2 separate regions of the Homo sapiens genome follow, and region 2 is linked to region 1. The links are chromatin loops, found by intact Hi-C in ENCODE. Cell type or tissue: heart left ventricle. All regions are shown on one strand. Each heading gives the region's core, and the rest is flanking DNA. Links, peaks and the distances in the headings are about the cores only. Region 1 has its middle 160 kb from the start of LINC01370. Region 2 has its middle 73 kb from the start of TOP1.

Evidence for each region. Hi-C counts contacts between places; a loop is a spot of excess contacts. Peaks named below come from ENCODE experiments on the same cell type or tissue, not always from the same donor. Only the 100,000 strongest peaks of a DNase experiment are listed, where the experiment ranks them.
Region 2: it touches region 1 in a loop (3-fold over the local background); 18 of 110 quality-filtered maps call a loop at or near these places.

What each region holds. Positions count from the first base shown.
Region 1 is chr20:40,154,983-40,167,941 of GRCh38, forward strand. No RefSeq gene overlaps it. Among named protein-coding and RNA genes, the nearest start is that of LINC01370, 160 kb to the left of the region's middle. In heart left ventricle, for the core only: a CTCF peak has its summit at 5,284 (motif pointing right); no DNase peak of the experiment used is centred there.
Region 2 is chr20:40,949,316-40,962,274 of GRCh38, forward strand. No RefSeq gene overlaps it. Among named protein-coding and RNA genes, the nearest start is that of TOP1, 73 kb to the right of the region's middle. RefSeq lists an enhancer at 11,621-12,252. In heart left ventricle, for the core only: no CTCF peak of the experiment used is centred there; no DNase peak of the experiment used is centred there; H3K27me3 peaks cover 890 bases.

The sequences.
Region 1 (12,959 bases), core at 2,199-10,198:
CATACAATAGAGGAAGTAGAGACAGAGTCATCATGCTTCATTTCATATCCATACTTGACTTTCAACATTGAAGTTACTTACCTTTGAGGGCCTTAAGCTTTATCCCACCATCCTCTCACAGGTGCAATACTTGTCAAATGTCTAAATGCACCACAGCCTCAGGCCTGCCCGAAATTTAGTCATATGAGATGACATTTATGGGGCATTGAGGATAACGATATCACCCATTCTCTCAAACATTGTATTGTTGTGTATCTACAGTGCCAGACCCCAGGGTTAGATTCTGGGAATATAAAAACAAGGGGCCATTGAAGGTTATAGGCTTTGGAAACACGTTGGAGTTTGAGTTTCAGCTAATTCCCGTTACTGCTTGTGTGACCGTGAGCAAGTCACCTTATTTTTTTAAGGGTTTTGCTTCATCTGCAAATCATATACAGCAATACCCACCTCCCATGGGCTATTGTGGAGAATAAACGAGTACAAATCACCTGCAAGGTAACTAAACCCTGATAGATGCTCAAGAGTAATACTGAAGATCATCATGGTCATCACCATTTCCATCACTACTGACCAAAGTTTCTGCCCTCACATGGCATGCATATTGGCCGAAATTACAATTCCACTGCCTTGGTCTCTGATCCTAGATCTTTCCATGGCTTGTTATCTAGCTTCGTTTAGGCTATTATTCATAAAACCTTCTTCAGAAAAGTTTCCCTGACCATCCACCCGCTTTTATTTCTTCACTGCACAAATCGTTTCCTGTAATTCTGTTATATGTATTGTTTTTGCTTACCTGTTTATTTGTCTCCTTCAGTCAAGTATGCTTCATGGAAGAACAGTGACCTTATCTCTCTAGTTTGCTCTAGAATCAGATGTGAACTTTATCTTCAGTATCTAGGACAGTATCTGGTACAAGAAGGTGTTCAATCGGCATGTGTTGAATGAATGAGTCTATGAATGAATTAGTTAACCTGATTTGTGCCATTACAGAGCCCCAGAAAAAAATGCAACTAACTCTGCTGAAACCAAAGTATTCCTGTAGAAAGCTTTACAGAGCAGAGAGCATTTGATCAGGGAGACTGGCAAGGGTTCTCCGGCAAATGCATGAAGGGGCATGATCATAGCTACTAATTGTGACTGTATCTTGTGAAACAAACCAAGATCATCAATCGTGTTCCCCGTCTCCCTGGAGAACACTGCTGAACCTTAACACATGCCCTGGGAGTGTGTGGAAAAGAAGAAAAACCCCAAATTTCTGACTATGCATAATCCCCTTCAGTCTTCCAGAAGCATAGGTCCAAACTTCATTTGCATATAAATGGTCATAATTTTTTAATCATAGATAAATTCCATTCTGTTTGCTTGTCCTTTTGCCTTCCTTGATAGAGAAACAAGAGTGACTTATGATTCATGAGGAACAGCAATTAAAACACATATACATACAACACTTCCTTACTTCTTGCATCTCTTTTCACTCCTTCTCCCTCCCTGAGTGTCAGAAAATGCCATCTTGATTGAGAGGTAGTGGTTACACAGTGGATTCCCATGGTTTCTTTCCAAATCCTAGGTTCTTCACTCACTTTCTATGCAATTGCGGACAAGTCACTTCACCTTTCTAAACCCCAGCCTCATCATTCATAATGAGTAAAACATAAAATCATGAAGGTTTTTTGCATAGGCTAAAAGAACTGGTGCACCTAAAATACTAACATAAAGCAAGTTCTCAAAATGAAAGTTATTATCATTTTATTAGTATCATCATATTGTATGAAAATACATAGAGATGACTCATTTCAAATCAGCAAGAGAAACCCAAGGTCTTACTCTCAGCAGAGAAGAGAGAGAAATAAAGCTACTATATAGGAATGTTGATACAGATTATACCTAGATGGTGATCATATTGAGAAACTCTGTATTTCATCTCAGAGAGATCTTAAATTGGAAAATAGTATAGGTACCACTCAAGAGAAGATCTGGTCCCTGAACCTTACTAATATCTGACATTAGGAAGTAGACCAGCACGACAAAAATCAGTCATCATCGGACAGAGATCTATTTGATACTTATTTTAAAGACAACTGTGTTGGTTTCTGTTTCAAGCCCTTTACTCTTGTTCTGAGATCATCTGTGGGAGAGAAAGGGCAAAGTGCAAGTGGGGGTGGAAGTGACACGTATCAGGTCCTCCTGCAGGTGTTTTCTTGCTTTATCTCATCCGATTTTCACACTGCCCTCTGAGACAAGATTTATTATCCCAATTTGCAGATGAGGAATTTGAGGCTTAACAGGGTTAAGTAATTTGCTCACATCTGCTGAAGGAAAGCCTAGACTTGCAGTCAGGCATCCAGAATACTTTCATTTATAACACACATCCTGTTTTACATGGATATTGAAGATGTGGGATTATTTTTTAGCCCCAGTTTGTGGACATCTCTTGCCAGAGTTATTTTCCTAAGAACCTAGAATCATTTGTTTGACTGTATATCAGGCTTCTGTGGATGCAAAGCCCACTAGCACCATGCACTCAACATTTCCAAAACTAAACCCAACATCTGCCCACTCCCTCATTTCCACGATCTCTCTTCCCAGAGATCTACTCCTTTTACACTTTTTTCCAAATAATTGTCTTTCCCCATGCATCACTCTAGACTGCTTCTTCAACTCACCTCCCATCATCACATAAGTCAGTAAGTCTTATCTAATATTCCTTTGAAGATATGTCAAGTCCACCCCACCAGCTCCAGCTCCAGCTTCACTATTAAGTCAATTTATATCTCACTTGAAGCAGGTAGCTGTAGCCTCCTCTCTGGTGTCCTTGTCCTGGTATTTATCACTCTAGCCCATCCTTTTGGTTCGGCCAAGTTTATTGTCTTAAAAACAAATGTAATCATTGTGCCACTCCTCTGCTGCTTCAAAACCTTTGAGGACTCCCTTCTGTCTACATGTTGAAGATCAAACACCTTAGCAAGTCACCTGCAATATAACTCAACATTATGCTTTTGTCTCATCTCTTACCAGCCCCCATGGAAATGCCTAATTATTCCTCTGAAATGCATTGCATGTTTATTCTCTTGTATTTTTCCCATTTTAAGGAAAATCCTACTCTGATTTCTTGTCTGTTAACAACTACTTAATCTCCAAAGCCTACAGTGAATGTCCTGTCAATCTCACCAAACTTCCCCAGACAAACTCAGCTCCCTCCCTTGTCAGTACTTCATGCACACTGCTATCATTGGCCCTACCCTGTGATCATTTTTACACACACCTGCCTCCCTCAGTATAGCAGGAGCTTCTCAGAGATAAATATTTTTTTTTCACATTTTTCTTCGTCTCCTTAGTATCTAGCCTGAGAAGTTTCCGACAGTGAGAATTATAATGCAGGTATCATTTTGCATGTTAACACTAACATATCATAAACATGTTCCCACCGAGCTACTCAGTCTTCCTAATTATCCTTTTAATTGCTACATAATATTTCTTCCTGTTTATGTTCTATAATTACCTAAACATTCAATTCAAGTCATTAAATTCAACAAAAATTTCTAAGTACTTAATATGCGGCAGGTACCATGCTAGATGCTGGAGACACCAAGAGGAGGAAGACATGACCTCTTCCCTGCAAAGACTGTGCATTCCAGTGATCATGTGATAAGGGCTATGATAGAGATATATCAATGAATGGATTGGGAACACTGGGTAGGGGGAGTTTTATTTTTCCTGAAGAAGTTGAAGAACATAAATTTATAGGTGATATTTTCTTTGAGTTTTAAAAGTTGAATACAAACCTAAGAGAACTGGTAAGAAAGCAAAGAGGGAGGGTGAGAGAAAAGATAAATTACTAAGACCTCACAGTTTTTAAGGGGTCAGAGCTAGGATTTCAATACAAACGGTTTGATTCTAGGACCCCACTGTTATCCCTTATCTGCTGGTAAATTCCTACCCACCCAACAATGCTTTGCTTCAACCAGCTCCACACTCTTTCTCAGTTGTTATTTATTTATTTATTTATTTATTTTGCTACAGAGTCTCACTCTGTTGCCCAGGCTGGAGTGCAGTGGCGTGATCTCAGCTCACTCCATCTCCCAGGTTCCAGCGATTCTCCTGCTTCAGTCTCTCGAGTAGCTGGACTACAGGTGCACGCTACCATGCCAAACTAATTTTTTTGTGCCACCACGCCAAACTAAATTTTTGCATTTTTAGTAGAGACGGGGTTTCACCATGTTGGCCAGGCTGATCTCGAACTCCTTTCCTCAGGTGATCCACCCACCTCGGTCTCCCAAAGTGTTGGGATTACAGGCGTGAGCCACCGTGCCCAGCCTCAGTTCTCTTTTTATTCAGCCCTTATGTGTTGCACAGAGCTGGGGCGTGCTAGCAAATTTTCTCCAACCCACATTTTCGTTAAGTTTGATAACTAGAATTTTGCAAAGTATTTTTTTTGAGTTTTACAAAATGAGCTCACTAATATGATGCATTCTCATCCTTTGTTCCTGTTTTCTATAAGAATTGCAATGTTACCAAGGAAACAAGATTCTAGAGCAAATTCCTGATAAATGTTAGGTTCTCAAAAGATAAATGAAAAAATGATCAACCAATGGCTAAATGTATGAGTTTGGCTGTGTGGAAAGTAGAGAAGAATTAGTAGAATGTGAAAGGCTCATGTATAATGTACTTAAGGCGTAATGTAGGTTACATTATGACACTTGCAGAAGTAAAACAATAACAAGAATAACAAAAACAATAATAACAATAAACAGATACCCAAATTAGTATCTTGGTACCTTATCAGAAGCATTCCTGCTTGTGGAATCAGAAGATCAAAGAGTATTAAGAGCTATGATATCATCCCTACCCTGTGACACACTATTTAATCTAAGAAACCATTTAAAAAGGGGAAAACAGCAGATATTATATGGACCACCTTCTATATTATTAAAAGTCTGGAAACAATCTAAAATGTCCACCAATAGGGAGTGGTTAAATAAATTACAATATGTGAACTGGAAGGAGTATTATAAAGTCATTAAAATGGTAATTAGAAAGATTATGTAGCCACATGGAAAAACATTTGCTGTGTAGTATTAAGGGGGTGGGGGAAGCTGAATACAAAATTGAAGCTAGGCCATCAATGCAGTTATGGAAAATGTATGCACATGAATTAAGACACCAGGGGAAGAGGCATGCATGTGACCAGCTGTTCTATACTGGCGTATTTTTTCTTTGAAACATGTCCTTTAATTTGCTATGATGTGTATTTTCTGGCCTAGCGTATGCTCTCCAGCCTCTAGGGGGAGCTCAAGGCTTCCCCTACTCAAGCCTCTTCTATCCAACCCCGGGAAGATAGAGGAGGTCTCCAGGAGCCTGAGGCATAGTGAGGTACCCAGGGCTGGGCGGCCATGGGGGCCTTAAAGCTATTATGAACAGAACAGAACTGAAGCAAATTTTCCCTCGGCCTTTTCTCCTGCTCCTTTCTGTGTATAGTCCTTGACCCCTCTTTTAGAATCAGTTGCTTTCTTGGCGTTTTCCTCTTCAGTGCATGTACATATTTCTGTTGCTACTGTCCTTGTCCGCTACATTAAGAAGGATCTAGACAGTCTTTCATCTGGGATGCAAAGATCGCTCATAGCCTACTTTTTTAAGAAAAGCAGAAATTATTCTATATATTTATTTGCACAAGCAAAATAATAATAATAAAGATATATTTTTATGGTCTCATAATTTCTAATTTATTTTTTTAAAAAGGAAGCTACCTAAGTTTCCATCAATAGCATACTGGTTAAATAAGTTAAGGTACATCTTTGTAATTAAATACTAGGAAGATATTTTAAAAATAAAACATGCATATGGATTGATAAAGTTCTTCAAAATATAGTGTTCAGAAGAGAGAAAGGCAAGATGCAAAATAACCTCTCTCTCTCTCTCTGTGTGTGTGTGTGTGTGTGAATAAATTATCCAAATGATCATAATGAGAAACATTTGTCTACATATGCTAGAGTGGATAAGTACTTAATATGTAATAATATGTGAGAAAATGATAAAAAACAGTTACCTAAGTGGAATAAAAACTGAGGGAATGACACAAACTTTTGCTTTTTACCCCATATTATATTATTTTATTTATTTTCCCTGTGTACATATTAGTTTTTTATTTTTTTTAAAATGGGATTAGGGTAGGACCTAAGGGTAAGGAGGCTGAGATAGGTGACTCTGAATCAGCAGATTCTTTATCTCCCAAATATATCACAGTGAGCTGGGCTAGAATATGTGTGTGTGTGTGTGTGTGTGTGTGTGTGTGTGTGTGTGTGTGGGTGTGTATGTATATGAAATCAGATAGGGATTTGGGCCCAAACTAGAACATGCACCTACCACTACTAGCACTATTATTTATACTACTACTAATAAAGTAACAGCAATAAATTTAAAACAATAAATGTATTTAATACTGATAATAAATTAATGTAAAGCAAAAGAAACAAGTATTTAAGGTTGAATACTTAAACTAAAATGTGTAAAATACTTTACTGCTTTTTTTAATTGTGAAAGGAGAAATTTCACAAACAAGTCCATTTTAACCAAGTTGCATTTTGACCATTACAAAGGAAATGGAAAGTCCATTTAAAGTAGGACAGGGCTAGTCCCTGCTTGTGGTTTCATATTGGCTTCCTAATAAACTGTGACCCATTACAAATGAGATTGAGCTGGCTTTGTGCTTTGAAATTTTTTTTCTCAAATGTCTGGTCTCCTTAGATTTTTGAGCCCTGTTTTGCTTTTGCTGTCCATGAGGTTTTGAAGTTCATTGATTTTGCTGTTTTAAAATATTGCTTCTGAATGGGGGTGCTTGGGGAGTGAGGACTGACTATGGAAGCCAAAGGCAGAGAGATGAGTGCAGAGACATTTACAGTCAAGGCCAGAGTCCTGATGTGGCCTTGCCCTAAAGCTGTGCCCAGCCTAATCTCTTTTCCATGTGTAGCCTCACTGGGGAACTGTAGCATCTCAGGCTTTCTGAGGAAGCAGACACTACAATGAGAACCCAAATCCTATTCTTCCAGCAGAGCTCAATCATTAGAAGAAAATGGAATGTGGAAAGCATGTCACATACCTAACAGGGATGCTTTGCTTAGGCAGCCACAGCCAAAAGAGTCACATCTTCACATCAGTTTCTCTCCTGCATGTGTGGCCCAGGAGTTGCTACTCAATACCACCCCTGGAGAAGAGCATGGCATGGAACCAGAGCTAATCTAGGGCTTTCATTTCTTTATTGCCTGCAGATTCCTTCCCTACCCAGGCCTGAGACAGAGTCTGTAGGGATGGAATACAGATGTGAGGGCAAGGGCTCCCATATCCTGGTATACAAAGCTCAGCCTGATGGTCTACATACCATTACTACTCAGTGGTTCCCAGGGCTCCCTCCATAGATGCCCTGACAAATGGTTTAGTGTAGAGTGATGAATGGTGACATTCCTGTCCACTGGGTTGGTGTTTGAATCTCTTTGGTCAAAAACAAAGTTGGTTCTAGCCATATACCAGAAGTCTTCATCCTTCAAGATTTCTTATTTGGAATTTAGACCATCTCTTGTCATAAAATTTACACTATTACAAAAGAGGGGTTAGAACCACAGTACAACCCAGAAAAGCAGTTTGAGTTACCATATTTTATAAATGCATAGCTAGGCATAAACTGCAAGCCTGCAATCAAACAGCCAGCTTCAGAAGCTCTAATAATCCCTGTGGTCTAGAACAAAATATTGAATTTTAATGTTCCTTCTGCAAAAATGGGGTTAGTAACATCAACCCTCTGAAACCACTGAGGCAATTAAATCAGTGGATGTACGCGAAAGTGCTTGGCCTAGTGCTGGGGGATTGTATTTGAAGTATACTTCCCTGTTGCTTCCAAAAATTCCTAATATACTGAAATGTCATACATACGTTTAACTCTAGCTGCTTCTTAAGTCACCAACAAAAAGACAGTGTTAAGAACAACTTTTTGTGCTTGAACCAATTTGCCATAAGTAACATCTTGCAAGCCCCCAGTGCCAACTGACTTATCACTAAGCTCATCCCAGATGAGACTTTGCAAATCTCTATTTATAAAATGAATACCTTGCTGCTAACTTATATTGGGAGGGAATTTCACTTGCCTTCAAATAAATATGCTGTCAGTAATTGCTGTATTTCCATTTCCATCATTCTGCAAGTCTCTAGCCAAAAGGTCACATGCTAACTTGGTACGTATGTATATATGTTGGGTAGAATACTTGCTCCAGATGATACTAGCACTGGATCTTGGGGCATTTATCCGATGTCTCTGAGCCTCAATTTTCTTACATGAAGAATAACAGTTACTATATTTACTGCAAAGTTCTGTTGAAAGATTAAATCATATGATGCATATACACGCCTGGGCCATATGGCAATTATTACTGTTGTTCTTGTTATCTACGACTTCATGAGACTTTATTTTCAGCATCATGAAAGATGTGACTGACTCCTACTTCTGTTTGATCATTCTCCTTTCCCATCCATACCAAAATGAATAGAATAATAAAATTACGAACATTTAAGGTAGATCTTTAAACCAGTGCAATATCCAACACAGAGCATTGCATGTAGTAGAATTAATGAACATTTGATGACAAGTTGAGTAAATAAAACAGTCCATACACCCCTCAGGGTTTTCAGTCTTTTCTAGAACATCATTAACAAGCAGTCTTCAGACCTATGTCTGAATATCCCCAGCCTCCAGAAACTTAAAACTACTTCAATTGCATTTATAGTGGGTTTACCAAATGTGTGACTTGTGAAGCCATCTTCTAACCCTACACCTACGGCAGTTTACACGCATTGATAAGGGCACCAAAACAGGATCACAGAATCCTTAGCTCCAGCTAGATTACCAAAAAAAAATCAGAGTACTCTTCATATTAGAGAAGTCTGTCTTTCAGTGAGTCATCATCTATTTCTTTCTACTTCTTTTCTTGTGGCCCTAAAAGCCAGACAGAAATAGTCTGATTGTTCTCCTGCATGAGGTTGCTTCAGAGAGCTGCAGGCAGCTTCTCAGTGTTTCAGATCCACCTTCAGCAGGAAATATTCTTCTGCAACCACCACACACATATTCCAGAGATGTGAATAAGAAATAGGGGAGTTCTTCACAATTTGTTCATGAAGAGGGAAAAGGAGAGGCCTCTTGGTCTCTGAGCTATTATTAAAATAAATATCATTGGCTAAAAGGCCAGAAAAAGTTTCGGGACCACACAGGCAACTGACACTTTTCCAACTCTACCATATCATCACTAATTGGATATGCTAACACTTTCTGTAGCATTTCATAAAAAATGTTTCAAGACCAAGTGATAAGATGTCTAAACAAGCTTGTCTTTGGATGCTTGCTCTGGTTAGTTCTGAGGAAATACCTACAACAAAATAGCAAAGGATTTTTCTCTCCTCTAGTCCCAGGTGGGTAATTTTCTCTCCCCACCCCTTCTCTCAGTGTGTGTGTGTGTGTGTGTGTGTGTGTGTGTGTGTGTGTGTCTCCCTGCCCCTCAATGGGAACACAGTCAGATTTTGCTATACTTCAGAATCATGAAACCTCTTGAAATAGCCATAGTTCAGGGCTGAAGTGTCAAATCCAGAGAGCTTCACTTGAATTTTCCTTGGATTGAACACTTCCCCAGAGAGATACAAAATTACAAAGATCATGTTTTGTGGATTTACTTCAGGTTCAGTCAGAATGTGTTGTAAAAGGTTAAACTTATTTTTTAATAGCAACAGTACCCATCTTTCAGAGTCCAGAGACACCCTCTATTTCTGCCTCAAGATTTGCCTTCTTGAGGCAGAAATAGAGGGTGTCTCTGGACTTCTGAAAGATAGATACTATTGCTATCTGTAGGATCATATTTTCAGAAAGAAGTCATATTGGCTCAAATTTGCAAAAACACAATAGGCATTTTAATGAAATTGCTGAAGAAAAAATAAAAGGTGCCTACATGTTTTGTCTACATCAAATTATGTGCTCTGCTCTGGAAAACTCAGGTTTCTTGCCTATAAAAGAGAAACCGTCTATTGCATTTATTGTCCCATCAACCTCATCTTACCTATCTAAGGAGATAAACAGCCAATGCTTACACCTTCCATAGCTACTCAAAGCACTTGGCCTTGAAAAGTTGCTGTATTCATTTCCTGTTTCTGCTCCTACAAATTAATGCAAACTTCATGGCTTAAAGCAACATAACTTGATTATTTTACTGCTCTGGAGGTCAGAAGCCTGAAATGGATCTCACATGGCTAACACCACGGTGTCAGTAGTGCTGCATTTCTTCTAGAAGTTTTAAGGGAGAATTGAGTTTGTTGCCTATTCCAGCATCTAGAGATCTCCTATATTCCTTGGCTTGAGACCCCTTTCTTCATCTTCAAAGCCAACAGAACAGCATCTCCAGGTGCTGCTGTGTAACCTCCTTCTTCCACTTATAAGGACCCTTGAGAATATGTTGGACCCACTGTGATAATCCAGGGAAATCTTTCATCTCAAGATTCTTAATCACCTCTGCAATGTCTCTTTGACCATGTAAGATAATATACTCAGATATATTTTGGGGACGGGTTTTGGGGACTGAGACATGGACAACATTGAAGGACAGCATTGCTACAAATGCTAACGTAAGATCATGGGCTGGACCTAGATTTAGAAAATAAGGCAGGCAGATGAAGGAGAGAGAGCCTTTGGCACTGGTGAAGAACTTGCCTTTTGCCTGGCTCCTTATTTTGTCATCATAGAGTCCAAGTAAAGTGGGGAGAGGAGTCCCATGTCTAAGATATGGAAACTGAAATTGAGAGAGTTTGCATGGTATTTCCGAGACTCACAGTTATTCCAAGGAGATCAAAATCGAAGCTCTTTCCATAGCACTATGCCCCTGGCTACACCACAAATATTACATGGCAGATGTGTTTAGCAAGGTTTTATGATGCAGAGCCAGGGCTCTGCACAAATATTAACTTACAGTTGGTGACTTCTCACAGCTAAAGGTTATTCCTCAAAGGTGAAACTTACTTCATGAAATAGCTTTTTTCTTTAGTGGGAAGTAAGCAAAAACATTTTTGTATTTTTGGCTGAGCCAAAAGAAATGCTGTTTCGAAAGAGTAAGTAGTTTTCACCTGTGCACACTATATTACATTTCAGTACTTTAGAGGTGGTTTTTAAGGAATATCCAAAAAAATCAAAAGGTAAAACGTTTTCTATATGGAAAATTATTTTAAATCTTTTAAATAAGAGGTTAGTCAGGGGTGAGAGAAGGAGTGTAGAGTTAAATAACTGGTATCCTATTCCCCGTGCCTTGTGTTTCTGAGCCAAATTGTATTGAGTTTTAAAAGAAAGAGTCTTGGCATTTCCACAAAATTTGGGAGAAGGGAAAAACATCTCATAGAAATGCTGCTAGAATAAATCATACTTGGAGACTTCTGGCCAGAGAGAGCAGCCTTCTCCATCCACCCCAAATTAGGCTAAGAGGTTTTCTTTGAAATAAAATGGACCTTTGAAATTCTGAATTATTAGAGTAACTCAAACTACATATTTAGAATTCTGAGTAAGGCCAACAATCATTTCAGGCTTTTTTTTTTTTCATTTTTCTGTTATACAATATGGTCTTCTGCATCATTCTGGGAAGAGGCGTGGTAGATGACATTTTATAAAAACTTATTTTGCTTTAAAAGCTTTACATTTTGTTTCAATGCCAAATTCAAATTTGAGCATCTGAGAAAAGCATCTCACTTCTGAAAGTTATTGATGATTTTACAAATAAGTCAATATTTCACTGATTTCAATAATAAGGCTGAAAGTTTGATTACCACCTGGCCCATTTGCTACACAACATTCAGCTTATTCAAAGGCCAAATACAAATCTCATTAATAAGGAAGAATGCATATTTTAGGTGAACTATTTTAGGTAGAATAAACTTACGAAAGCGTTAGAAAGATTAAACCTGAGGAGCTTATGATCACAATCTATAATGGGAAGGAAGAAAGAGAAATTAACATTTTAAAAGTATCTTCTAATTTCTCTTATTATTTCTGTGATCCTTACAATAATGCTTTGAGATAGATAAAAATAACCCTTTACCTAAAGAAAGTGAGGCTAAGAAAGCTTAAGTGACTTTTCCAAAGACACTTTTGTAAGGAGATGGTCAACTTTAGAAGACCTCAGCTTCCAAAAATATCAAGAGATATTTTTCACTGCCCCTAGCACAAATATATTCACTCTACCCTCATCAGAGATGTGAGGTTAAAATCCATGTAAGTACAAAAGCCTTTTATCAGTTTCTTTACTTGTTACATTGGAATATTCCATTTGAATCAGGTATGTTTCCAGGCTGGACGTGAAGTGATGTGAAAATACAGTGATCCGCAGGTCACCTATGCAAGGGTTCACCACTCAGCTGGTAGTTAAAATGCTGTCACTCTCAAATCTTGTTTGGCTTTCCCACATGTACCCATGGTTTCTCCAACACTCTCAGATGTTCCATCCCTAGCATTTGAATTAATATGTTCAAATTGATTGGCCATATGTAATGATCAATTTAGTTAATGTCGAGAACACCAACTAAGAGATTATTTCTATCTGGTGCCAGGTCCACCTTTGTGCATGCTGATAGAAACAAGGAAGGTCCTTCTGTAGAGAGAAAGTAGATCCCAGAATCAGAAACCAGGAATGCACATTCCTACATTCCTTATCCTTAGAGATCAATGCTATCTCTTATCATATACATATTAAACTACAATGCATTAGTATTAGGTTATTATGCATAAATAAACTATATATTTTTAAATTAATTACACTTTTTAAAATCTCTTTAAGCCATATTATACATATAGACAGTGTATTAATTTGTTTGGGCTGCCATAACAAAATACCAGACTAAGTGGCTTAAACAATAACTTTTTTTTTTTTTTTAACAATTTTGGGGGATAAAAGTCC
Region 2 (12,959 bases), core at 2,091-10,090, 790 kb after region 1:
TCTGAATTGCAAATACAACCCAATTTCCAAAGATCATCAGCAAGCACCATCTGCTTCATTATGGCTAAACCCCTTAAAAGGGAACCCGGGGTCTCTAAGGGTGATGGAGGACTTGGGATGAACCACTCATAAGAAAAGCATCATCTTACCTTCTGATGAAATGGTGCTTATAGTGACCACAGGGGATTGGCCAAGGCTGAGGGATTTTCCCAACATTCTGAGGTTTTTTTTGTTATTTCTTTGCCTGAGGACTTTCTCTGTCCACAAAAGCCACTTTGTCCACCTCTGTGGCATGCCAGAAGTGCCACACACACACCCAAAGCAGCTCTCAACCAATGCATGGTGAAAGTCGGTGGACAAATGCCCCAGCTCCCTCACCTCATGGGTGGAATAACTCTATGGTGTAGTCCATACAGACTGCCACAGTTCCCCAGCACGATTAAGCCTCAACCACCCCGGGAGCGCTAACAGGATGATGGCCTCTTTATTGTCTGCCTTCTCCTCCCTGTCTCACTTCCTCACTCTCTTAGCTGTATTGCCTTTTATCTCCAAGATAAACTGCTTGCATTTGAGTCAATATCTGCTAGGACAGGGGTAAGAACAATACCTTTGGGACCATTGGGTTAGCAGTTGTGGTGGAGATCCACTCCAGTATGGCCCCTGTGCCTGCTGCATGAAAAGAGGATGGGCTTTTGGAGCAGAGATGCCTAAGCTCCAAATCTGGTCCAGCTATTTACCAGCTGTGTGACTTAGGGAAAGTCAGAGAGCCTCGCTGAGCCTCTCTGTCCTCTAGTAAGATATGGGAATAGTAATGGGAGCCACTGCAATCAGTTGTTGAAAAGATGCATTGAAATTCTGCAGACTAAGCCCATGGCACAAGCAGGTGTTTATTCAAAAAGTATTAGTAGATTTATTCCATAATGGGCTCTGAGTGTGGCACAGTGAGGTGTGCAAAGGATGAGGCCAGATCCCCCTTCCTGGAGCTCCCAGGGAGATCAGATGTAAGGAGATTAGTCATGATGTTGCCATTTATGCTGGGAAACTCACGGGCTGGGGGCAGCTGGGGAGCTGCACCAAGGTCTCCAAGAGTCTAGCTGTGTGGTCCAATAGGAAGCCACCAACCACATGTGGCTATTTAAATTTACATTAATTAAAATTAAATACAATGTAAAATTCAGTTCCTCAGTCTCACTAGCCACATTTCAAGTTCTCAGTAGCCACATGTGGCTCGTGGCTACCATGTTGGGCAGTGCGGATCTAGAACATTTCCACCATCGTAGAAAGTTCTGCACTGGCCTAGTATTGACCCGGAATTCAGATCTAGCACTGTCCTTGCTGGCTGTCAGATTTGGGCATAGGTCCTTTCCTCCTTGAGCCTCAGTTTCTTCTCCTGTGAAATGGGCTGTACTAATCATGTCACTCTAAGCAGCGCGGTTATTGCAAGCACCAAATTAAAAGTTTTCGTGAAACCACTAGACAAGCACCTTGTCTGGAAGACTCTAGAAGCATAAATAACGTTGACCAAATCTACTTCAGCATTTGGTCTTGCCTTTCTTCATCTTAGATCCCGGGGTCCCGAACCTCCCTGTTTTTCTACCTGGGCCCTCACCACACTCCACTTCCATCCCCACTCCCCAATCCATCCTCTGTGATCACTGTCCCTCTCATCTCCAACTCTGCCCACGCCTTCAGGCAATCAGCACATAGACTAAGTCCTTACTGGGGTCTGCACAGACAGAACCAAAGGCTTGGACACATGAAGAGTGGAGATCAGGGAAAAGGCTTTCCTGGGCTCTAAGAGATGAGCTTGGAAAAGGGATGTCCCTAAAGGCATGTTACTAAGTGGAAGAAGCCAATCTGAAATGGGTACACACTGTATGGTTCCAACTATGTAACATTCTGGAAAAGACAAAACTATGGAGACAAAACAATAAAAAGACCAGAGGTTGCCAGAGAGGGATGAATAACAGAGCATGGAAGATTTTTAGGGCAGTGAAACTATTGCATATGGTACTATAATGGTGATACAAGTCATCAGACATTTGTCAAAACCCATAGAATAGCCAACACCAAGAGTGAACCCTCGTGTAAACTATGGGCCCTGGGTGATACTGATGTGTCAAGGTAGGTTCGCTGATTGTGACAAATGTCCCACTCCCAGCAGGATGTTGATCGTGAGGGAGCTTCTGGGTAAGGGTGGGGGTAGGGGAATGTGGGAACTCTGTACTTTCCACTTAATTTTGCTATGGACCTGAAAATGCTCTAAAAGAATAAAGTCTTCTTTAAAAAAAAAGATGGAACTGACTTTCAGTACCTTGGTCCAGTGAAGATGCCAACAGCAGTAACCAGTTAGAGGATGGACGAGCCATCATTTGGGGGGCAAGTGAAAAAGACACATTCCAAGGCTCAATAAAAAATACATTTTTTTAAGAATGCAAAAGAAAAGATCCTGCCAGAGTGGAAGGGAGCAGCACTTAGCTTAGATCTGTGGCACCCAGGATGCCCTGGGACCCTCCTGTTCTTAGCCACACCCCAGCCTGACCCTACAAAGTCAAGCCTTGCAGGGTAGAACCTTCATAATCTTCCAGCCATCATAGCCCCTGTGCCTGACACTTTCATTTCTCTTTATTTGCTCATTCTCTTCCTTCCACCACACCATGCTCAAATCATCCAAAACTTTCCCTTTATCACTGAGCCTCCCTAATTAAGCTAACATTATTAGAAGGTTGGGAAAAAAAGAAAAAGAAAACCCTCCCAAATTCTCTTTGCGTTTCAGTAGCTCTTTAATATGCGAGGCAACGAGAGATGAGCTGCTCCTAATTGCCAGTCCCTGGAGTAGCCAGTCAGAAAATGAATTGATGCGTTTTTTCCTTATGAACAATGCATGTAGCACAAATTGCAGTGGCCGTCACCAGAGATTTAATTACAAAATATCATTACTTTCACACATCATTTCAGATTTGGCCTGATCAAATCAAAGTTAGGGCGAGAGGGAGAGAAAACTGCACTCTTAGCAGGGACATTCATTCAGGGGTGGCTGCAACGCGGGTGGGAATTGGCATTGTCGAAACTTCCTCGGGGCCATTGCAGGGGAAGCAGCTGCCAGAGATGTCTATGCAAAGGGACGTTTCTGGGATTCAGGGTTTCAGCAGAGTGGAGGCTGTGGGCCTGCAGGAGGGGCCCCAGGGCGTGAGGAGCATCCCTCAAGGAAGAAATCAGGCTGCAGAGAGTCTTAGGACCCTGCAATTCAAAGGAGCTACAGAAAGTCCCTTCATCAGTGGCTCATGTCTCCAGTTCATTCATTCCACAAATATTTGTTGAGCACCTAGTGTGTGCCAGATGCTGCGCCAGACCCTGGGGAGGCAAAATTGTCAGCAAACAAACGTGGTCTCTGCCTTCAGCAGGTTCACACTCTGGTTGGGAAAACAGATTTGAATCGAATAATCACAGCATAGTGAGAGACAAGAGGGGTAGTGGAGCCCAGACTCTCTGGAATTTGAATTCCTGCTCCATCCATCCATCAGCTTACACTCTGAAAATGGAAAAAATATAAATAACACGAATCCCTGTTCCATCCTTTAACAGCTGTGTGACCTTGGCTTGGTCACTCAGCCTCTTGGTGCCTCAGCTTCCTCATCTGTGACATGGGGAAAATAATAGACTGGGTGCAGTGGTTCACATGTAATTCTAGCACTTTGGGAGGCTGAGGCAGGAGGATTGCTTGAGGCCAGGAGTTTGAGACCAGCCTAAGCAATGTAGCAAGACTCTGTCTCTACAAAAAAATTTAAAAATTAGCTGGGTGTGGTAATGTGTGCTTGTAATCCCAGCTACTCGGGAGGCTGAGGCGGGAAGATCACTTGAGCCCAGGAGTTCAAGACTGCAGTGAGCAGTGATGGTGCCACTGCACTCCAGCCTGGGTGACAGAGCAAGACCCTGTCTCTAAAAATAATAATAATAATAGTACTTGCCTCAAAAATGTATTGAAGATTAGATGACTTAATATTTATAATACACTTGGAGTAGTGCTTGGTATATGGTAAGCTCCATGTAAGTGTTTGTTAAATGAATACAAACTTAAAACTGCAACTGTAAAAAGCAAAGTATGTCATATTCTGAGAGTCTATAATAAAAGGATTCAACCTAGCCAGGGAAATCAGGAAGGGCTTGAGCTGAAATGCAAAGGAGGGGGTACATTAATTAAGGGAAACACTAAAGTAGAGTAGTCTTAGCAGAGAAACCAGCACATGCAAAAGCTCTGTGGCAGGAGGAAGCATTTTAAGGACAAGGCACTGGAAAAAAAGGCCAATGTGGCTGGAACGTGGTGCAAGCTAAGGATGAGGAAGTTGGTAGGGCTAGTCCATATAGGGCCTTGTAGGCCATAGTCAAGAGTTTGGACTATAAAAATTACTCGTGAGCTTTAGAATCTTCTCTCAGCTAGCTTTAGTTGAGATAGATTTATTGCAAAGGTGGCCCAAATTTTTTCCTTCCCTGTACCCACATCCCTTCCAATGAGACTTTACAGCTCCTCCCATCAAGAGGTGAAGTCTATTTTCCCATCCCTTGAATCTGGGCTGGCCTGGTGACTTGCTTTGCCTGATAGAATGTGCTGGAAATGACACCGTGCCAGTTCCGAGCGTGGGCCTCGAGCAGCTGGGCATGATTCTGCTGCTTTTCCTGGAACCCTGCTCAGTCACCATTAGCACAAGTTTGGCCTAGCCTGCTGGAGGGTGAGAGACCACGCAGAGCATAAATGAGTCATCCCAGTCAAGGCTGTGCTAGATCAGCCAAAAATCAGTAACACATGAGGGATCCCCAGCTGAGAGTTAGTAAAACTGTTCAGCCAAGCCCAGCAATGATCAGCAGAACCACCCAGCTGACCCACAGAATTATGAGTTACATACACAGCCATTGTTTTTAACCACAAAGTTTTAGAATGGTTTGTTACACAGCAGTAGCTAACTGATACACACATTGAGGGGTCAGGAGCATGGTAAGAAATGAGGGGGGTGGGGACAAAGAAAGGAAGAAGAATTAGGAGGAGGAGGAGAAGGAGGGAGAAAGAGACTATAGCAAGGTGTAATGCTGACACATCCAAGATGTGCACAGAGCTCTGGGAGCACCTAGGAGGAAGAACTTAGTTCTGCAGGGAAGAACGAAGAGCCACAGTCAGGAGAGGCTTTCCAGACGACAAAAAATGAGCACATGTCTGTCCAGGGAGGACAGGCGAGAGAAGAAAGAACATGGGCAAAGGCATGGAGTCATGAAAAGAGAGGAGGCTTGGTCAAGAGCAGGGAAAATGGTTGGGGCAGCCATGGGCCCTGGGCACGTGAGCATCAGCCTTCTATAGGCCATGCTAGGGGCAGAGCTAAAGGTGTAGCACCAGCTAAGGAGCACCCAGCTAGGAGGAGGCTGGAAGGACCTGATATGAACACTTGCTGTGGTTGCAGAAGATGGGGTGAGGGATTTGGACAGAGAGTTCCAGGATAGATACAACCACAGCAAGGGGGGACCAGGAAGCAGGGATCCTCAAGACCCACATAGCTCTTGGAAGTGGTGTAGGTCACAAGGGCATCTAGGACCCCACAAGCCAAGATCATTTCACGACTGTGTGGCCTTAGGCAGGTCTGTCCTCTCTGAGCCTGGCCTCTCGGAGGTTCTACCGAGGAACTCATAAATGAAGGCTGGGAAGGCACTTTGTAAACCAAACCGTGAAGCCCATGCAATTGGATGGGGTGGAGTTACTCGCATTCCTCATTCGGTGTATTTCCTCCGGTTTTATCCAAAAACGGAAGTTTTCCCAGAAAACCATGCATCAGTCAGAATCCCAAAGGAAACAGGTAGTAATTGAGGAGGGTTTAATTTTTTTTTTAAGTGAGCAAAACACCAGGATGGTGCCACACTCCATGAACAGCAACAGTGGGGAACCCTTACCACACCAAGGCCTGCAGGGACAAGGAGGAGAGCAGTTAGTGGGGGCTAGGGAGAGAAGGGGCTGCCAACAGCAGCTGCAGCTTCAGCCACCAACCTGGTGGGGAGGGAGCTGGAGAAATAAATGTCCCAAACCTCACTGTCCTCCCACCCTCCAGTCTCCGGCTAGAACCTCCCATTGGTTGAACCCATTCCAGAAGTTGGAAGCTTGTAATACACTCATAAGTCAGACCCCAGGGCCAGAGCAGGGGGAGGAGGTGGGCAGAGGACCTGGGTGAGCACAGAAAGACATCAGCACTACCTCCATAGAGGGTGTGTGGGAGGAGAAGAAAATAGGCTCTTTAAGACCTAGCAAGACATAGGCCAGGGACAGGATTCAGCGTCTCCAGAAGACCACCTCTGTGTCCAGGCCCTTCTCCAGGCTGTCTCCATTTCAGTGGTTCTCACATTGGAGTCTGGGGACCCTGGAGGCCCCTGGAACCCTTTCAGGGGGTCCACAAGGTCAAAACTGTTTTCATAATAATGCTAAGATATTATTTGCCTTTTGACTCTCATTCTTCCATGGATATATGGAGGAGTTTTCCAGAGGCTACTTGATATAGCCACAATTACCTGAAAAGACTATTAAAATCCTTCCTTCTTTTTCTAACTGCATATTGGAATGAGACCGGATTTTCTTCATACCCTTGAACCAAAACAACTTATCAGAACTTATCAGATTGAATGCAAAAGTAAATATGAGGCCAGGTGTGGTGGCTCTTGCCAGTAATCCCAGCACTTCGGGAGGCCGAGCGCGGCAGATTGCGTGAGTTCAGGAGTTGGAGATCGGCCTGGGCAACGTGGTGAAACCCCATCTCTACTAAAAATACAAAAAAAATAGCCAGGCTTGGTGGTGCATGCCTGTAGTCCCAGCTACTTGGGAGGCTGAGGCATGAGAATCACTTGAACCCAGGAGGCAGAGGTTGCAGTGAGCCAAGATCAAGCCACTGCACTCCAGCCTGGGCAACAGAGTGACACTGTCTCAAAAAAAAAAAAAAAAAAAAAAAGTAGATATGAGACTCTAAAGATTTGCAAAAAATAGAGTACAATGACACTCTTCTCACATTCTTCTTACTTTAGAAAATAGTTATTTTTCAATAAAAATGTTATTTATGTTGATATGTATTGGGCTTATGATTGTTTAAGTCAGTAAGTAAATTTTTTTTAATTTCTAATATAATAAATATTGATAGAGCTCACATAGAGAAAAAGTTCATGGTGGGGGGGGTCTTTGACAATTTTTAGGCACATAATAGGGTCCTGAAACCAAGAAGTTTGACACCACAATGCTCAGAAAAACTCTCTAAGGAAGTTCCTGGTGTCACGCTCTTGTTCGGGAAGAGGAAGCTGAGGCCAAGAGAGGGGATGACAGCTAGCCGGGGTTACACAGCTGGTTGGTGGCTCAGCTGGGATTCAAATCTGGGCTGTCTGGCACCAAAGCACGCTCACACTCTCCCCATTGCCCCTGCGGCAAGAAGCCACAGGAGCAGTGGATGGTGGAACAGCACCTGGCTTCTGCCACCTCTTCTAAGAAGGGAACTTGACAGGGATTGATTGATCTCAATGATCAGCTACAAATGGTCTCTACACGTGGCCATGTTAATCAGCTCCTACCAGCCAGGATCTGACCAGTTTGAAAGGTTTATAGCAACAATGTGGTGCTGATTTATTTCTCCTTAATAAAAAAGTGATCAAGTGAAACCTGCATCTATCATTCTATTTATCACTCGGGATGATTTATTGACTAATTACACTTGCAGTGGCCGCTGGCTCTAAGTATGGACGATGGGGGGAGGTGGGGTCAGTCCGGCCATCAGTGCTGCCCTGGACACGTCTGCCGCCTTCCGTTCCAGCCTTGCCATTCACATGTAGGCAAGAACATGCTCTCGAATATGGATGTTCAGACTCTGAAGGAAGCGGGAGAGAAGGGAGAAAGGGGTAGGTGAGAAATGGAGAGATTGTCTGGTCCCAGCCATTTGCCCCTTCCTGCCCCTTTATCCATGGAGAAGACACGGTGCAGAGAGCAGCAGGCAGGGTCGCCAGGTAAACACGGTTGCTCAGTTACTTTCAAATCTCAGATAAACAATGAACAATTTTTTAGGGTAAGAATGTCCCAAATATTGCATAGATGTCATGTAAAACCTGGCAACCCTGGCCCCAGGGCCATGAGGGACCTGGTAGAGTATTGAGCTGATGTCACTATGAGAAGTTCCAGTGTCCATAACCATAGCCCAGTCTCACTCTGCACGCTGCTCTCCCCCTGCTCAACCCATGGGCGTCCCACTAGGGGCTCTGGGAAGATGTGACTTCTCGGAGCTGGTGGGCAAATCACACAGCCTTGCTGAGCCTTATCTGCAAAACAGAGGCTCCCAGCCTGTCCCAGTTCTTCCCCTTCATGCTGCACAGGGCTGATGGGGATGGACAAGTCTGTCCCTTGCCAGCTACATGGTGGAGGGCCTATGGCAAGGGCTGCCATTGGGGCTGGCAAGACTGGGCCCCCATCCACCCTAGGAAGGTTGAGTTTCCTTTAGTCCTCTTGAAGACATAGTAACTATAACTCAAAACTTTTGTTTGTATCATTTTCCTTGAAACCTTGGCTTTGAGCTAGGAAAGGACAGAGGGTCAGCTGGCACAGCCTTTGTGGAAAAGCGCAGTGTATCTATCAAAGTTAAAAATAAGTGGATGTTGTGGCCTGTAATCCCAGCACTTTGGGAGGCTGAGGCGGGCGGACCACCTGAGGTCAGGAGTTTGAGACCAGCCTGACCAACATGGCGAAAACCCGTCTCTACCAAAAATACAAAAAAATTAGCCAGGCGTCTTGGCGCGCGCCTATAATCCCAGCTACTCGGGAGGCTGAGGCAGGATAATCGCTTGAACCTGGGAGGCAGAGGTTACAGTGAGCCAAGATTGTGCCACTGCGCTCCAGCCTGGGCAACAGAACAGGACTCCATCTCAAAATAATAACAATAATAAATAAGTGCCTGTTGTATTTAAAATAGAAGCACTATATGAGGACTTAGTAAATCAATCAACCAATAACTACCCCTTTGACATAGCAATCCCACTCCCAAGCATCCAAACCAGGGAATAACAAGGATGTTTCTATTAATACCGCCAAGTCACAAACAACCTGAAATCAATCTAAAGGGGATGAGATGGATGGACTGTGATGTAGTCAAAAGAAGACACAGAAGTCATCAGAATGAGAGAAAGATATTGCCTAACCTGCAAAGATTTCCAAGATATATTATTATTATTAATCATTATTATTATTAGAAAAAAGCAAGTTGAGAACGTTCCAGACCAGGATTCCTCAACCTTGGCACTACTGACATTTTGGGCCGGATCATTCTTCGTGTTGGGGGCTGTCCGGGGCAAGGCAGGCTGTTTAGCAACACTCCTTTAGCACTCTACACACCAGATGCCAGGAGCACCTCCCTCCCCAGCCATGATGATCAAAAATGTCTTCAGATGGTGTCAAATGTCTCCTGGGGAGTAAAATTCCCTCCCCATCCCGCTTTCCCACCCCCCACAGTGAGAACTGGTCTAGACAGCATTGTCAGGAATGTTTACATGAACCAAAGTAAACACCTAACTAGAACTTCTATAGGAACTTAGGTAAATGTATGAATGCATAGCAGAAAGTCTGAAGGGAGTCTCCAAACTGGGAGCTGGGGTTGTCTCTGAGGAGGGAATTGGGAATTTGGGTGGGGGGGAAGAGAGGGATCTGGGGAGACCTTTGCTTTTGTTGTATGATCTGCATGTTTGACCATGAGAATGCATGCATCTGTTCAGTACTTTTTTGTTCTTTGTTTGTTTTCTTTGAGAAGGAGTCTCACTCTGTCGCTCAGGCTGGAGTGCAGTGGCGCCATCTCGGTTCACTACAACCTCCACCTCCCGGGTTCAAGGAATTCTCCTGCCTCAGCCTCCCAAGTAGCTGAGACTACAGGTGCCCACCACCACGCCCAGCTAATTTTTGTATTTCTAGTAGAGATGAGGTTTCGCCATGTTGGCCAGGCTGGTCTCAAACTCCCGATCTCAGGTGACCCACCAGCCTCAGCCTCCCAAAGTGCTGGGATTACAGGCCTGTGCCACTGCACCCAGCCATCTGTTCAGTACTTTCATTATAAGAGAGAAAGGAGGAGAGGGAAGGGAAAGGGAGGGAAGGGGAGGGGAAGGGAATCAATGGGAAAGGAGGGTCAAGAAGGAGAAGGAGAGAAGGAAGGAAGGGAGGGAGGAAGAGAGGAAGGAAGGAAGGAAAGAAGGAGGGAAGGAAGGAAGGAAAGAAGGAGGGAAGGAAGGAAGGAGGAGGGAAGGAAGGAAGGAAGGAAAGAAGGAAGGAAGGAAGGAAAGAGGGAAGAAAGGAAGGAAGGAAAGAAAGAAGGGAGGAAGGGAGGGAGGGAGGGAGGGAATGAGTGGCAGAAGCCAAGTCTGCAGTTGGGAAATCATGGGACGTGCTGGCTTTTCCTCTCTGATCCTCAGTGTCCTCAAAGAGAAAGGCACAGCATAAACAGGTCTCTAAAGACCCCTCCTGCCCCGTCCACTGTTGAAGAGAGCCCCAAGGTGACCTGGCCCCCTCCCTCCCGGCTGTCCCTCCCACACAACCCAGTTGTTGCACAAAGAAAAGAAGTGCTTGGGGCTTCTCCTCCCTCTCAGCATCTCTGATTATGCCTCCCTGCAGGAGGAGGGGAGGTTGGGGCCTGGTCAGCAGCCCAGCTCCACACCGAGGACTTGAGGACTCGCTGGAGCTTGATTAAATAATTACACAGAATCTACTGAGTAATCATGCCCGTCTCAAGAAGCAAGGAGCACCTTCAGAGGGAGGTCCCATTAGTGATTTGGGGGCGTGTGAGTGTATTTGTCTACTGCCTATGATAAAATTATCATCAGAAGGCCTCATTTACAAAATGCATCCCTTTCCCCCATCTCCTTCCATCACCTCCCAAACCCAGAGATGTGTATAATGTAATCCCCATTCCACGGCAGAGGACAGGGACTCACGAGCTTTGGGGCTGGCTCAAGGTCCCAGCAGCAGGGGCTGGTGGCAAAGGTGGTCAAATACCAGAAAGTGCACACAGAGTGGGGACAAGGCTCAGGACTGAAACATTTTAGAAGAGGTTTTGTTTGTTTTTTATTGTTTTGTTTTGTTTTCTCGCTAGGATTATTTCTCTCCTTTCAGTTTTTGAAAACAAATCTAAAATCAGCCATGGGAGCCTCCCTAGGTCTTGCTGCCAAGAAAACAGCCGAGCATGGAGGGTGAGGGCTGGGACTCACTGCGGCCGCCCTCATTTCCGATTTACCCAGGCCAAAGGGGACTGCCAGGTGGAGAGGGGGAGCCCAGGCCATCCTGGGGCTCTGTTCTCAGGCCTAGGGGCCAGGATCTTCTGTAAGCCACCCACCCCCCAGCTCCAGGATAAGGACACCCCTTCCAGCCAAGCGCCTGGTTTAATTGGGAACGGAAATAAACGGCTTACAAGAGGCTACACCAGGGCTCTCTGTGGCCCACAGGGCCTGGTCCTGAGATTCCTGCTGCCTGCATGGCTTGGCCAGCTACCCACGCCAGGCCCCGTTGACTCATTTACACTGGAGCAGTCCAAATTCATCAATAATGATTTGTCTCTCTTCAAGAAGAGGCTCGCAATCAAAAGGCCATTAAAATTAAGTACTGGAGGAGCGGGGGCCAGGGAAGGGGGAGGGGGAAGAAAAGGGGGAGGGGTGGGGCCAGGCGGAGCTGAGTGTGAATCTCCACTGGATGTGGACACTTTCTTGTTGCGGGACCTTGGATGGGTCACGTCTCGTCCTGGTTTCCTCTTCTCTGAAACAGAAGGGCAGATATGGCTACAGTATCAGTGACACTGTGTATGGAAACACCCAGCAGGAAGAAGCACGAAGTGACCCTGCTATGAGGCTTCCAGCATTGGGACACATGGGGAAGGTGATGGATACTGAGCAGGGGTAATGCCAGCCTGCTAGGTCAGATCCCAGGGCAGCTACCCCTCACTGCCCAGCTGTCCTAACTCCAGCCCCTGAGTAACTACCCATTGCCACCTCAACTGGGCTCAACACCCCAGGGCAGGGCCACAGCTCGGCCCTGCTCTAATCTCTGGGCAGGAGCAGCAGAAGCATCAGGACACCCAGGACAGCCCTAGACCTTGGAAGAGGCTGGACCAGACAGGGCTCCCCAGCCCTCAGCAGCCTCTCAGCCCTCAGCCTTCCCCCTGCCATCTGGAGCATGGCATCTCAGGATGCCTCAGGCACAGAGAGGCGACCCCAGTGTCCCACACCCACCAACTGACCCTCCTACTGCCCTGGGTGTTAAGAGGCCAACGTGCAGCCTTCTTTTGGGCACCCAGACAGCTAACATGGAGTCCTATGCATGGGTGGCTGAGAAATGCACCACTGTCCCCACCCTGCCTTTCTCAAGAAATAAAACACAAACAAGAACAAAGAAAGAAAGCAAAAGGAAAAAAAAATGGAATTCTGCAGCCCATCCCACAAGGTCCAGGCCTTCCTTGGGAGAAGGGGAGGTGCCAAGAACTCCAGATGTGTTGATCCCTGGGTTTGCACAGCCATCTGATTCTTCTTGAGGACAGGAAATGAAATTTTACAAAGGTGCCCATTATGTGCCAAGCGCTTGTTACTTCATAGAACAACCACAAGGATACCACAAGGTTGGTATTAGTCATTCTTGTTTTTAAGGGAGAACTCAGAAAGATGAAAAGCCTTGCCCAAAATCACGAGTCTCAGACCCTCACGGTGCCAAAGCCAAGATTCAAGCCCAGGAACAGCAGATCCTGACTCGATTCTTCCTCCACGCTTCCACATGGCCACCCGAGCACCTGACTCTAGGTCCAGTTCCAGTGTGGGCTGGAAGGAGCCTCTCCATGCTGATGCCAATCACAATCATGGCCACTACTTCCCATGCGCCCCTGGGTGCCAGGCTGCAGCTCCAAAGGTTGGAGTCACTCCATCCTCCCCAAAACTTAACGAGG